Linked DNA regions of Homo sapiens: region 2 is linked to region 1. Evidence: chromatin loops called from intact Hi-C (ENCODE). Cell type or tissue: sigmoid colon. All regions are shown on one strand. Each heading gives the region's core, and the rest is flanking DNA. Links, peaks and the distances in the headings are about the cores only.

Region 1 (7,972 bases), core at 1,230-6,229:
TTTAAGGATTTTAATTTCACTGTAGAAACTTGATAATTGAAACAGAATGGAAACAGAAAGTGTTTGGATTTCAAGCTTTCATATTACTGCATTGTATTAATAGGATTACTGGCATCTGTACATAATTCTCTCTAATTAGCTGAGTTACATAGTCTAAAATGGATTATAAAATAGGGGGTGAAGTTTTCCAGAATGTAACCTAAGAATTAGCATAAGCAATATAATCTGGACTCATTTCAGAATCTCCTCTGATTATTTCTTAATCTTTTTCCCATAAGAGACATCCTCAACTTTAGATTTGCCTTTGAAACCCAATGAATTAACAGGATAAGTAGCAAAGTCAAAGAAAATAGGCATTAGGAGAGGGAAAACCACCTCTACTGATTGGGACTTTTTTACCTGCAAGAAACAACTCTCAACACAAAAAAGGTTAAACAAAAGGGAGATTAATTAGTAACACACTTCCATAATCATAGACTCAAAGAGGAAGCAAAGAAGCTTTGAAGACCTCAAGGAGTAACTCCCCAGGATCATCTCTCATCAGTCTTAGTTTCCCCAAGTAGTGAGAGACATAGAACCAGCAGCTCTAAATCATACTCCTTCAGCTTTTTGCAGTAAAGAAAGAAAGAGAAAATTTCCCCCAGAGAGCTACTTAGGAAACAAATCTCAGGGAAGTATTCTGGTTGGCTACTGAGCCAATCACAGTGTCCAGGGGAACATGATAATCTAATTGGATAGAACTGGATCATGTGCACAGCCCTGAGACAAGTAGCTAGAGGAGTACTATGATTGGAAACTCTACCAGAATATCACAATATGAATTAAAAAATAGAACCCACACTTCCCCCACCAAAGGCTAAGAGGACATTTTTGTTACAAGAAGACAAGAGAAGCTGAGTAGCCAAAACCACAGATATTCCTCTCACTTTCCTTCCATCTACATTCAGGAGGGAAAGGAAGAGAAAGGGAGGGGAGGGGAGGGGGAGGGGAGTGGAACGGAGGGGAGGGGAGGGGAGGGGAAGGGATGGGAGTTTTAATGTCAAAATGACTTAATCAAAACTTTTCCTCACTTTATTTGTGATAGAAAGTGAATACCTTTTTCTCCCTTTATTTAGAGAGACATACATATATATCAACATTTGAAATGGGGATTTCTATACAGGGGATTTGTAAGAGTTATGTGCATCCAGTTTTCAATGCATCTTATTATTTTTTTTTTTTTTTTAGAGAAAGGTATGGTGGGCAAAATAATGGCCCCAAAGATGTCTACATTCTCATCCTCAGAACACATGAATATGTTGCCTTACATGGCAAAGCAAAGGGGACTTTTAAAATGTGATTAAGCTTACAGACACTGAGAGGAAAAGACTGCCTGTATTATCCAAGTAAGCCCAATCTAATCACATGAATAATTAAAAATGGAAAACCTCTCCTGGCTTTGGTTAAAGAGAGACTTGGTGAGGGTTAAAAAGTCATGGAGATGCAAAGTTGCTGACTTTGAAGATGGAAGAAGGACACCAGGAGTCAGATGGTACAGATGACCTCTAGAAGCAGGAAAGGCAAGGAAGCAGATTCCTCCCTAGAGCCTTCAGAAAGTAACTGAGCCTGTTGATACCTTAACTTTAGCCCAGTGAGACTGGTTGTCAGACTTCTGGCCTACAGAGCTTTAAGATAATAAACGTGTGTTGCTTCATAACACTACATGTGTGGTAATTTGCTATTGCAGCAACAGACAACTAACAAAAGGCAATAGGAAACTATTTACAAAACTTTGATTAAGAACAATAGACCATACACAGAGTCTGTTAATATTTGCTTCCAATGACAAGAAAAAATTGTAAAATAGCTCTTCTATGGGGGTTGCAAGTTCTATTGGGAGGATTTTCCAATGAATTAGTAAGATGTGAGGACATAAATTATACCATATTCACACAGGTGATGTCATCCCTTGTATCAAAAGGTTAGTGTACAGTGTAGTTTGGTTTTTTCTCCCCTGACTTTTTCTTCTAGCTAGCCTAAATTATGGAAAGATTTCAATTGGCTTTAGGAGATTTGGGCCATTGAGTGATATGTTTCTGCTTCTCATATAACAAACTATGGGGCCAGAAACCATGTAGAAATGACCCTGACCTGAGAGACAGAAGCTAAGCAGGGGTGAGAAAGCACTGGGTGAGTCTGAATCTACATTATAGAACAGAACTGTAGAAATAAGACATTCTGTCTGGCAGATATCAATGATGCCAGTGGTAATGCTCAAGATCTTTATAGGCAAGAATAATTGAAATGGCATGTATCTTCAAGAGAAGAATTCCCACTATAAAAAGAACTCAGCTGGTATTGTGGTGGGAAAATTGAAATCCTGAAAATTGGTGTCACTTCCCTCTTTGTTCAAATGCCCAATAAATACAAGAGTTCTAAATGTAGTCAAATAATGGATAAACTAAAGAGAACCTAAGCAAACCATGTGTAAATTACATAAGCCATTCTGCAACAACTGGCCTTAATGTCATCAGATACAAACTCCTTGAAGGCAGAGACTTTGTTTCCTACTTTATACTCAGTGTCTGGCAGTAGATAGTTAATATGAGCATGGTGAATACATGAAAAGCATTACAGTTGCATCATGACTTCAGATGCCAGGATGTCCTGTTTGGCTTGGAGCCATCCTAAGAGGACATAATCCTAAATTTCCTCAGCTAAAGAACAGCCAATTCCAGAGCAGTTCTTTCTTTTGCTTGATAGTGCATGCCAGTCACTTAAAATGAGCAGCAACTCCTGCAGCTGTTATAAAGACACACACCAATGACTGCTTATCTCCAGGGGAAGCCTGGACATTAGATGTCTAATGTCAGCTGCTTAAATAACAAGCTGATGATATTGGATGAATCTTTTAGTGCCACACAGCTCTGTCTCCTTCTTCCCAAACTGAGAGAGCAATAACCTCTTTCCCCCTCAGGCCTTTGTACCGACTGTTCTCTCTGTTTGGAATGCCCTCCCCTAGAATTTGCCAACCTGGCTCCTCCTTACCATTCTTGGCTTAGCTGGAATGCCACCTACTGAAAGAGGCAATCCCATCTGGAGTAGCTCCTCAGTCACTGTTTATCATCTCATCTCGTTTTATCACCAGCTTACATTCTCTTGCTTCTTTGCTTTTGCTTTTGCTTTTGCTTTTATTTTTGTTTATTATGTCTTCCCACTAAAATTTAGCTCTTTTCCTCCTTCTTCACCTCTATATACCCAGCTGCTAGAACACAGTATATGTTCACAGTATATGTTTAATAAATATTAATGAATAAAATATGTCAAAGGTAAGTTCATGGGACCCATTCAATAGACAATGTTACAATACCTGAGAAAGGCTTAGGACTGCAGTTCCAGTAGACAAACAGAGGACAGGAGACTAACTAGTTAGTCCTTTCCCCCTTCCTCCCCACATCCCCTACCTGCACTCTGTAATCCCTTACAGGAGCACCATACATACCATCTGACATTCTCTGGAATGCTGAAGAGTTTCACCACAGACCTAGAGGCTCTCCAGGAAAGAAACAATGCGTTATTCAGTTCCATGTCTCAAACCCCTGGCATGTGACAGTCACCAGCAGGGCACTCATTAAATGTTTGGTTGAAGGAATGAAATTGTTGAGACCTATAGTCAACAAAACTGAGCTTAAGTACCATCTTTGCTATATAATAGATGACTTGGGCAAATCTTACACTCTCTGAGCCTCAGTTTCCTCATTTGGTTAATAAATATCAAATGAGATAACAATTTAGAATCTCCTAATATAGGGTCAGTTTTCAAAACACATTGGTTTAGGAAAAAGGGCTATTCACTTTGGTGAAGCTTACTCTTTTGAATGAAAAAAAAAAGTGACAAACAACATTTTGAAGACTAAGAACAAGAAATATAATTTATTATCCCATAAATAGCAAGACACATATTTCAGTTTCCTACTAAGGAAAATATGGTAAGAGCAATAAAGATAAAACCTTGTTGTTTTTCAAAGCTGGAGGAGGAAATGATAATTAAATAACACTGTGATTTTTCTTTTAATGCAATTTTTAAATGCATAAGGAAATGGCTAAAGGTTGCTAGGATCTGTCACCAAAAGTATTTTAATTCCTCCTTAAGGTTCAGAAACGTATATGAAGTCTCCCCCATTTTTTTCCTAAAAACGGTTAATGTCATGATTCAGGAATATTTCACAAACTTTCACAGAGTAATGAGCCCATCTTGTGGCCTTTTATAATATTGCCACTTTCAAAGTGAAATATTACTTGTTAACCATAGGTTTAAATGGTGTCTTTTATTCAACAAATATAACTTTTGAGCACTTACTGCATGCCAGGTATTATGCTGCTGAATGCTGGAGATACAATGATGGGAAATGAAAAAAAAAAAAAAAAAAAGACAAGGTCCCTGCTCTAAAATCATATAAATTTAAAGGTGACAGACTTTTGGGCAGAGACATTATAGTAAAAGAATAGTTAAGTGCAATTGTACAAGGGTATAAACTTCAGTTACTACACAAGAGTTAAGTGTTCCCAGAACTCAGAATGAAACTGCTATATCCCCACTTCCAGGAATAACTCTGATCACTAAAGAAATCCTCTCTCCTTAGAGCCTGGGTTAAATATTAATTTCTAGTCTTCCACTTTATGAGAAAGTGTTACATATTTTCTTAACCTACTGAACCCACAGAAACCTGAGTACACCTAGTTCTCATCTAAATCTCTAATTCTCAGAGCACATCAAGGATAAAAATATTTTCAATAGCTTCTTATGTGTGTTCCCTATTGGTAAACAGGTTTTCTATTTCCTTAGGCCCACTCAAATCATAGCTTTAAGAAAATGGAAAGGCAAAAGTCTTTTAAGGAAGTGAAGGATATAAAATAGAAATTTTCATCATGCAGGAAAAGAAAGAGAAAGCCCATTCTTTCCAACCTCATGGTTTGGGGGGGAAATAGGGATAGAAGTCAGGAATATTAGCAATCAGATCTGTGCCCCAACCTCCTGGCTTCAAGGTTTTGTGGGATAAGTAGGTTGTAACAAGTGGGGAAGAGCATTCCCTATCTGAAGGTATTAGAGGACATCATTCTGCAGAGTGGCCTCTGACAAACAAGTGGCCACATCTAGTATAAGGAAGACAGTGGAGAGGTATGGTCAGCCACAGAGATAGAGGGCTGCCCCTCTATTCCTGTGTGACAGAGATACTGGGATGAGAACCCATGGGCCAATTGTGGGATCTGCCATAGCAGGGGCAAAGCTATTGCTGCTGTTGCAGGGTGAACATTCTTGGCCAATGGCAAATGGAGGGTGTGAAAAAGACTCAAAAGTGTCTCAGAACTATCAAGAGCTAAAGAGAGGCCAAGTTATCAGGAAGGGAAAATCTGAATCACATCTTGTCCAAGCTGAGAAAGAGGAATGCATAAGTTTACCCGGCAGAGAGGTCAGCAGTGGACCATAGTAGAAAGCAAGAATTAGAACAGATCAAACATCCTTCAGTAGACAGCAGATAATCTACACCTAAGGATGCCATGTAGGTTACAACCATATACCCCGATGCCTACATTTCTCTATCTCTTATGTATAGACTACCACCTTCACTTGCTTTTACAACTCATGCCTCACATACCTTATTCAGCAAAAGAAAGGTTCTTCCTAAGAATCCATTCTTCTTAAAAGGCATAAAAGAAGGAAAAAAGCTAATTATTTTTAAAATATATCCTCTAACAATGTTTATATGATCATGAGATTGAAAGTGTGAAAGTAGGGTTTCATGGCAAAAGCAAATTTTAAAATAATATTGAAGGCAATGAAGAGAGAACAGATTTTAAGCTTGACATAAGTTCTTTGGAAAGATCTCTGTGGTAGAAGTATGCAAGGTGAGCCAAAATTTTCTTCCCCTTCTTTCCCTCTTTATTCATTTAATTTCTTCAACAGATATTTTGGAGAACCTACTTTATACCAGATGCTTAGCAGATAATTAGCACAAATATGACTTAAGAGAGAAGGGAATCTTTTCTTCCTCCAAAGTTTTCAGATCTGGAGATTAGATGATTTTTTGTTTTTGTTTTTGTTTTTTGTTTTTTTGACACACGGTCTCATTCTGTTTCCCAGGCTGGAGTGAAGTGGCAAGATCACCGCTCACTGTAGCCTCAACCTCTCAAGGTTCAGGTGATCTTCCTGCCTCAACCCACTGAGTAACTGGGACTACAGGCACATGCCATCACACCTGGGTAGTTTTTGTACTTTTAATACAGACAGGGTTTTGCCGTGTTGCCCAGGCTGGTCTCGAACTTCTGTACTCAAGAAATCCACCTCTCTTGGCCTCCCAAAGTGTTGAGATTACTGGCGTTAGCCTCCCTGCCCAGCCTAAATGAATTCTTTAGCAATCCATTCAACAAATATGTGTTGAGTGTTGACTACGTACCACACACTGTGCTAGGCACTAGACAGGAACAGTTGTACCAGAAATTAATATAAGAAATGAAATATGTTGCAGAAAGTTTAGATCAAGTAATCTGTCATATTCTGGAGCCATGTAGATGAACCAAGAACATAAGAAGAACATAAGGATTTTGTTAGTTCCTTCAGATCACTCAATCATAAGGTTGCTCTCCTGAAATTAAAGAATGACTATCAATTCCTCAGTTAAGAGACTGTATGTTGGGGGTCAACCTGACAATTTTCTTTATAAATTGCTTTTAAATAAATAAAAATTCAGTTTCTTTCCTGTTCTTCTATTCCTCATTCGTTCAATTTATTCACTAAATATGTATTAATTGCTACTATGTGCCAGTAAACTCTAGTTGATGCTTGAGATACAATTATAAACAAGACCTTTTGTCAGTTCCTACAGCATGTTTTTTCCATCAATCTTCCCTCTCTAAAAGACTCTGGAATTCTAGACTTCTATCCCTGTATCAAGCCCATTCACCTGATCACCTGCCTCAGCCATTGCTGTCAACCTCCAAGGTATCATGTTTCTCCAGCATCATGACAAACTCAGGGCTTCTCTAAGAGGCTTCCCTGAGTTATGGAAAGGAAAGCAAGGATGGAAAACTCTTTTGCTGTTCTCTCCCTCATGTTTCAGGATCCTCTACCTGATCCAAGGAGGGCTTTTGTCTTCTCCCTGTATAACTTTCCTTCACCCTCCCTGCCCTAGAGGTTAGAGTAAAATTTTATCTTAGTCCCCCAAGCTTTGAGTATTGATTATTAACCCATTTCCCATTTGCCCTGAGAGTACTTATCTCCAATCCTAATGTAACATCATATACTTTTCTGTTACATTAGGATTAGAGACAAGTGCTGTTTAGAAATAACTCCATGAACAGTTTTCGTATTTTATTTTCACATTAAAAATCAGTCAGATTTGCTTCGGCCTCAAAAAGCATGTTTATGTATAATTAAATGAGCCCTGGAAGTGAGCTGCACCTTTTATTGCTAAATGGGAAATGGGTTAAAGGGAAGCTTTTGGAATTCAGGAACCCCTTTTCTCCTTGGGGTGACTACCTCTTGCAACTGAAAGCTTGGCCTTCAAGATTACTGTCATACTATGAACTATTAAATTCAAAACTTATCAGTGATCTCATTATTCTAGTCTGTCTTTGCCTTCTTCCTAAATCAATGAATGGGAGAAGAACACTAAGATGACAAGAATGATTTCAGTAAAGAGGAATAGAGAACCCCAGTTTAAAAATCTCCAAAAAGGATTGTTCTGCTTATATTTGAGTAATTACTTAGAAAATGTCAATTTCTCTCACCATGCTGCAAATGTCTTTACAACAGGGACTATATCTGTTTCCCTCCCAGTGTGTTCCCAGTTAATGAAGACATGGTCCTTGCCCTGGCAGTGTTAGACTGCTCAGACAGACAATTAAACAAACAATTACAATGCAATGTGTTTTGTTCTAAAACAAGAAACTGTAAAGCACCTTAGAAGAACATTTGAGGGTGACAACCCAGACT
Region 2 (7,972 bases), core at 1,870-6,869, 200 kb before region 1:
GTAAAGTTGGTAAAAAAATCACTAGATTGTATGCTTTAAATAGATGAATTATATGATGTCTATAGTATCCTTCAATAAAGTTATATTAATAAATACTCTGGTCCAGTTCTGCATGTGAGAAGCTTGGAAGTTGCCTCTCTGTCCTCATATCAAGTAAAAAAGCAAAAAGACTGAAAAATCAGCAACTTTTTTAGTATCCATAAAAGAGTTGAGGACACAGGGCAAACTGCAGCCCCCAGGATTGGAGAGATAGATGGACAATGAAGGGAGTCATGGCTTACCATAGCAGCCACTCAGGAAACCACGGCAGGAATCAGTGCTAGGGTAGGAAAACCTGAACTGTAATTGATGAGTTGCTGGAAGCTCAATGTGGACAACTCTGAGATCTAAAAACTCCAGGGGGGTACAATCTGCTCTAGCTTTCCCTGCAGGAGAAGGAAATAACCAACTCCACCTTGCAAGGGGGAATTAAAAATCAAGAAACATTTGTGAAGCTCAAAGTCCAGTGGCACATGTCCAGTGAAAGACCAAATCACAAAACTGTAGAATGATGCTTGCCTCCCCCAACACCTCACTGCCACATTTCTAAAGGCCTATTTCAAGTGATTTTGTTTACCTGGTACATCATGTCTGGCTACAAGGAAAAAATTACAAGGCCTACCAAAGGCAAAAAATACAGTTGGTAGAGACAGAGCAGGCATCAGAACCAGACATGGTGTTATGTAGGAATGTTGGAATTTCTTTAAAATAAATTTTCAAATTGGAAAGTAAGTGACCTTCAACATCATTTTTAAAATTGTTTTGGCTATTTTGGGCTTTTCTATTCACTTATAATTGATGTTTACTTCTTAAACAAGCAATTGCCTTCAAAGCTTCATTTACCTGTTATTTTTTTAAGTTATGCAAGTGCTTTGTTGTTCACATAACAACAAAGAGGAGAAAACACAAACTTTGTTTCTGAGCCACTATGATAGATTGGTAACTATGGGGATATGACAATGTACATAAAGTACTATATATGAACATGACAAATTTGATTTTGTAGAAAGTATATATATTTAGCACCATGTCATTGAGATAACAGTATAGAAATATTTTTGGCAAACACATGAATAAGAAATGTTAAGGCAGAAATATCTCCATTCAGTTATTTCATCATTAATGTCTGATCTTTCTCATAACAGAAAGATGTTTTCCATATATTGTTGATAATAACATTACAAAATAATCATCTACTCAAGAAATTGTTGTCATAAGTACCAGTTAATCCATCAAAACAAGTTAAAATAGCTGTGCAAACTGTTTGTTATGGTTGCTAAAAAGATACAGCAGTATCTCCTGGTAAACATGTTTCTTTTATGTTTGGTACATTTTCTAGGAAATAGGTATGCTAAAGAAACAAGAAAAATATGATAAAAATCAGCATGTGTTTTTTCATTTGATAGATAATATTGAATGTTTATCACTTTCTTATGAATATATTATCCAATAAATCTTTAATGGCTTTTCTATCTGTGAGTAAAACAAAATGAATATCGCAATCTCAGCAGCCCAGAAATGTACAGCTACTAAGAAAAAGATAGCAATTTTGGGGATCAAATCTAGCCTGATGATTCTTAGGTAGAGGTGACTATTTAAAAAAAACTATGGACCACATTTATATACAACCCTATCAGTATCCTGTACTATCTCCCATAAACCCAAAGCATCCTCAAAGTTGTAAGAAATTTTCTGGCAATTTTTCACATAGAAAAGAAATTCCTCACATAACCCTGCACTAGCATTTCCTATGCTGCAATGTATTACTTATTATGAGGGAGGATAGGAGATTTCCTTCTATACAGAGTTTCAAGGAAGATCATGAAATAGACCTTGTGGGTAAAACTTGTCATTTGATGGTCCCTGAAATAGAAACTTTAAAATAATGCCAAATCACTCTTTTGCTAGATTCTGTTGGCTTCCCTATTATTCCCCGCTCATGTGTGAGCTAGTTGTGGCAAGTCTCTTCCCTGCTTTGAGTCATTGCAGACATCAAGCATCACCGTCAATCATTCACATGAAAAATACTTACAGCAGGGAGTACAGTTTGTGCACACTTTAAAAATATGTTTTTAAGGTTTTATCCAGGATCCATTACTACTCACTTTATAGACATACATGAAGTCAAGCTGCCTGAGCTCTTTCACAGAACCTATACAGGGTTTTCTACAATATAAAGGGTCAGCTAATTTACAGAAGAACTTACATAAAGTCTTCCACAATATATGGATCAGCTAAGTTATAGAAGAAGCAATATAAAGTCTTCTACACTGTAAGGGTCAGCTAATGTATAGAAGAAATACCTCAACCTTACATGTCATAAAACCATCTGACAAAAGCCATCTGTTACTTACACAATGTCCTTCCCCTCCTCATTCTCTCAGGTATGCTTTTTACATTTAGTGACCCCCCCCCAAAAAAGTCAATTAATACTAATCAAGTTAACTGTCAAACCCTTTAACTTCCCAAGCAAAGCATTTCTAAATTCATAATGCCCCAAATACTAAACATATTCTGCTAATATTAGAGCTATTTGAAGCAAGTTTTTTTCTTCAGTATTAAATCAACCAGAAGAAACAATGTCAACCAAAACAACTTCACTGTAGCTGAATTCTCTCAGTCTCTAGCTCATAGCCACATGAATGGGGCGGTACATAAGCTCATTCTGGCAACTCCAGTAAGTGTTGTAAACCAGCGCTTCTCAAATTTTAGTACACATATGAATCACCTGGTATTTTGTTAAAATGTAGATTCTGATTCAGTAAGTCTAAGGTGGAGTCTGAAGTTCAGTAAGTCTAGGGTGGGGTCAGCAAGTCTCAGCATCACAACTCCCAAGTGATACTGAGGCTGCTAGCTGGTGGGCCACCGTGAGTAGCATAGTTGAGGTCTTGAATAAGGAAAGCATACTTGTAAGTATGGAAATATTCAGACAAAAAATGCTTCCATTCTTTTAACATTTGTCTACAAGTAGTTTCGGAATTCGAATATCATCAAAGGGTGGAACTTTAGAAAAAAAGATAGGAAGAGTTTATAAGACTAAACATTATTATTCCCCAGTGCAGAGCTTTGAAACTACAAGCTCGTTCATTCCTTTGTTTCCTTATTCATTCATGCACAAGGCATATATGGACTGCCTACTCTATGGTAGGCACTGTGTTAAATTCCAGAGTACAGTGTTGAATAGACAAAATTTTGGGGTTTAGGAAACTCATAATCTCATCCAAACAAATAATCAATTGTGAGATAAAGGGACCTATTTATGATTGCACACCAAGAAAAGTAAAAACACAGAGGAAAAAATACTTCATTCAGCAAGGTGGGGCGATAAGGCAGGTAGCTCAAGGAAGAGTTCACAGTAAAAATTGATGGTGCTTTTTTGATAACTTAATTTGTGCTAGGTACTTTTCTAAGCACTTTAACGCTCACAATGATTCTTTCAAGGTAGGTGCTCTTGTTTTTCCAATTTTTAGAGCTGAGGAAACAAAGGTGGAGAGAAATTATATAATTTACAGAGTAAATAAGTTACTAATGATAACCAATAAGCCACAGAATTTCCTCTTCTGTCTTCACTAATACCGTTTTACTAATATGTCCCACAAAGTGGACATTACTGGTAATCACTAAGATTTCTGGTTCTCCTTCCCTTCGGGGCACATTCCTCTTTGAATATATGCATGGACACATGCCAATGAAATGTAGTCAAATGCAACACATGTCACTACCAGGCAGAAGCATTTAATAGCCCAGTGCACAATTTTCCATGCTCTCTTTACCAGTCCCCATGGCCATGGGCTTTACCTGCTCCAATGGGAACCTGCTCCCATTGTTGATGTGGAGTTCCTGCAAGATCAAAAGATCTTGCAATGCTAGGCCTCTACAAAAAGGACAGCCTCCTCAGATCATCTCTCAGACTCATGCAGGATATTCCAAATACAAGAAATTTACTTCTGTCTTGTTAAGTCACAGATTTTAATTGTATTTGTTACTGTAGCCTAATTTAATCTATATTGATAAAGCATTACTATAGAGGCAATCTGTTAGTTACCTTGCAGAATAAATGTAAGTCACCAGAGGAGGGCAGTGTGTGCTGGGGAGGAAGCTCATGGTGGGCATAAGAGACATTCAGAAGTGTTAAATAGAATGGTACGTTTAGGAAACTTCAGGTCGTCAGGCTTTACTAGAGAATATGATTCTGAAGAAGACATGAAAGAGGAAAGAGAAACAATGTGAGTCTCAGGCCCCTCTGGAGTGAAGGAAAGAAATGGAGAAGGAGTTAAAGTCCAGGCATATCACTCAGGGCTGCATATGGAGGAAGATAATTATCAGATTGAACTCAAAGTTAAATCAAAGAAGTAAGCTTCTGCCTAGGAAATCGGAAATCAGAAAAAGCACTATGCTAGAAAGAGGAGTCAGCCACAAATAAGGAGGTAGAACAGAGGGAAAGAGGAAAGAAGTAAACAGACTAGGAATTTAAAAACCTAGAATAGAGCTAGAGAAGATGGGAGGCATAGGGATGGGAGGGTGGGTTCACACCAGAAAAAAGCTGAGAAGAAATATATGTATCTATTTGTAGGATATGTCTGTTCTCGCCCACATATCTCACACATGCTGCTCTGTGGTTTGCCTTTCCCATATGCCTTCACCTGGATGATGCCTGCTAACTAGGCTCAAAGATGTGGCCTCTGAGAAGTCTTCACCTCCCCACATTCCCATTACCTTCACCCCTGGGCCCACCTGGTATTCTTTCCACATCTTCACAAAGTTCCCTCACTTTCATCACTAAACTTATCCAAGGGCATTTTAGTTGTCTGTTCATTTGTCTGTCTCCCCAGTTATGACAAACTTCTTTAGGAGGGTGATTTTATTTAATTTGTTTCTCTAATTCCAAGACCAAGGTCAGAGTTTGGTCTGTAGTAGTCCCTTAATAATTGGTGGTGACTGTGGAAAATCCAGGGAGAGAGTTTCCCATGAATGTTTAATATATTATTTAGGAACTGAGAACAAGATCTGAAATAAAGATAAAAATTTGGTCATCCTCAGTGAATATGCTTATTCAACAACTACTTACACATGCTTATTATACTAAGTGGTGGATATTCTGGTGAGCAAAGAAAACACAGTGTCTGTTTTGTGGTGCTTGGATACTCATAGAAGAGAATAAGTTAATTTAAAAATATGCACATGTAAATATAAACAGCTTTTCTCAAGATCTCCAAGGATCTCCACATTACTAAATGCAATGTTCAATTCTTAGTCCCTGTCTTACCTGACTTGTCATCAGCATTTGACACAGTTGATCACTCCTTATTCCTTGAAGGAAGACCTTATATTCTCCTGGTTTTCCTTTTGTCCTGCTCTATCTCTTAGATGGTTCCTCATTACCTACCAAACTCTAAAAGTGGGTGTGCCCAAGATTTTCTTCTTTCCTTCCACATTCACTCCGTAGTGATCTCATCCAGACTCACGGCTTTAAATGCCATCTATATGCTATGATACCAAATTATATTTCCAGGCAAAACCTTTTCTTTGAACTCTAGATCCATACATACCAACTGCCTACGCAACCACTCTATTTGACTAATAAACATCTCAGACAAAACATGTCCAAAAGTGAGTTCCCGTTATTTCCCTCATGACCAGATTTTTCTAGTCTTCTTCTCAGGTAGTTGTAACTCTATTCTTACAGTTTCTCAGAACAAAAAGCTAAATCTCATCCTAACTTCCTTCTTTTGCTCACATCCTACATCTTGTCCATTAGCAAATACTGTCTTCAAAGTATGTTCCTAACTTTACTACTTCTTACTATTCCCACTGCCACCACCCTGATCTAAGCCAGCATCATCTCTTATCTGAGTTCTCTCATTGGCCTCCTAATTGATCTCTCTGTTTTTGCACTCACTGTCTTTTCTCCACACAGCAACCAGAGTGATCCTGTTATGTCATATTGTGTTACTCTTCAAAACTTCACACTTGCTTCTTATTTCACTCAAACTAAAGGTCAAAATCCTTCCAATTATTCATAACTCTCCATATGATTTAGATGAAATATGGTCTCCCTTAGAATGCATCCTATGATTTTAGTATTTAAAGTACTTTTCTAAAATTTATCTCACCTTTAAAAAAGAAGCCAATAAACATAGAACTATTGAACAAAGTTCCAGTATCTCTTCTTTTTACTTATATTTTGTGAATGTCAGTATCAGAGCAGTTAAGTGGAAATGGACCTATTTTATTTTCAATTCCTTGAGAAATCATAGTTCAGTGTTTTTTGAAGGACATTGTAAGTTCATTTATAAAGACTCCCAGAATCTGTTCTTTATTTAGGCAACATCAGACTTGCAAGGTAATAAGCTGGAACAGAGATTTAGAGAGAGAGAAAAAGCCTACTTCAGTTGATAGAGTTCAAAAAGCATTACTTAAGTCAATCTCAGCAATTTTTTATGTTATTAATTTCCTCTTATTCTGTTTCACTACCATATCGCAGAGTTCTTCACTGCTAACCTACAAGTATTTACTACTTACCTCATACTAAACAAAAAGCATTTTCTACTCTGATCTTAGAGTGAGTTTATATGTCTGAGTATGTGTATATGTATTAGAGAAAGAGAGAAGTATGGAAAGAGAGAAAATTAATCCAGAGGAAAACAAGGTAGTAGGTTAGACTAGGTCTTTGTACAGGAAGAATAACCACCAAAAAGCCCACCGGGAAGCCAAAATAGAGTTAAAACAGAGGTATTAAGGCATTTCTCTTCCCCATTTTATTCACCAAAACCTGGATAAAATAACAAATATTAAAAGCAGAGAGAAAAACAATTTTTAGTGATACTAGGAAACAACACAGCCTAACCCAGAATCTATTGAAAACACCTACCAAATTTAAGACCAAGTCAAGAAAAGATTTTGAGAGGAGCATATTTCTATGCAAATTTCAAACACCCTAAGGAGCTCCCCAAAAGTAAGTACCATGAGGAAGTAAACCAATGACCCTTGCATGGAGCTAAGAATATGAGAAGACCAGATGCATTCCTGTGCCTAATTCAACAGCCCTGAGCGACAGAAGAGGACAGCTGAACAAGGAGCGAGAGAGACATACCACCTTTGCCGGAAGCAGATGCCGTAGAATGGAGGGGAAAACGAAGATGGCAATCAGGAATGTAGCTGCTGAGGGAGAGCAAATGTCAACTCATGAGGAAAAAGACCTGGGGCATTCAGGCTTCTCTGAGTTCTAGGAATTCCTGACTGATGCAACCAATTATCTCCATATATCCAGCAGAGCCTCTGCCCTTGGTCTGAGCTACTGCAAGAATTTCTCTACAAGAGTTACAAAGAACTTCTCTTCTTAAAGCTGCTTTATGTAGCTCAAAGGCAAATTTGGCACAGGCCACAGTACAACTTACTAGTGCACCAGTGGCCAAGCAGAGATAGCAGCAAAGAATGTTTTTCCCACCATCGCCGGAGACCAATGGAGTTGGCTATCCCTACTCTTTGTATTTATCTGTGCTCAACTGCACATGCCCCACCTACTGAACTTGAAAGGGAAGTGTGATATCAGGTTATATATGGAAAGAGTCAAAATTAGTAAAATGTGTTATTGCCTGTCAACCTTTAGATTTAACTGTATGTTAACTCTGCTCACCGTACATGCATAAGTAGCACATTTCAAAGTGGAGGCTGGAAGTATAAAGTGAAAGTTTATAAAATTCTTCCAAGATTATTTTCACGCAACTATTTATATACTACTTTATTTTAAAATAAAAATAAAAAATCTGAGGCAAATGCAAAATCAGACCGAATCCTAGGGCAGCGGGTCAAACTATGGTGAACTTCTGGTCATACAAGCAAGAGACTAACTCATTTTTAAGGGAGAAGATGAGGCTGGCCTCAAAATTATTCATAGGAATTAACAGCAGAATATTGGGAAGCATTCAACAAA

The links. Peaks named below come from ENCODE experiments on the same cell type or tissue, not always from the same donor. Only the 100,000 strongest peaks of a DNase experiment are listed, where the experiment ranks them.
Region 2: a loop joins it to region 1, with 2.9 times the contacts of the local background. A loop is called at or near these places in 5 of 110 quality-filtered maps.

The regions. Positions count from the first base shown.
Region 1 is chr4:143,081,237-143,089,208 of GRCh38, forward strand. All of the region lies in intron 1 of USP38-DT (USP38 divergent transcript), which reads right to left. Among named protein-coding and RNA genes, the nearest start is that of USP38-DT, 100 kb to the right of the region's middle. In sigmoid colon, for the core only: CTCF peaks have their summits at 4,196 and 4,397; no DNase peak of the experiment used is centred there; H3K27ac peaks cover 855 bases.
Region 2 is chr4:142,879,518-142,887,489 of GRCh38, forward strand. All of the region lies in intron 3 of USP38-DT (USP38 divergent transcript), which reads right to left. Among named protein-coding and RNA genes, the nearest start is that of INPP4B, 37 kb to the left of the region's middle. In sigmoid colon, for the core only: a CTCF peak has its summit at 4,097 (motif pointing right); no DNase peak of the experiment used is centred there.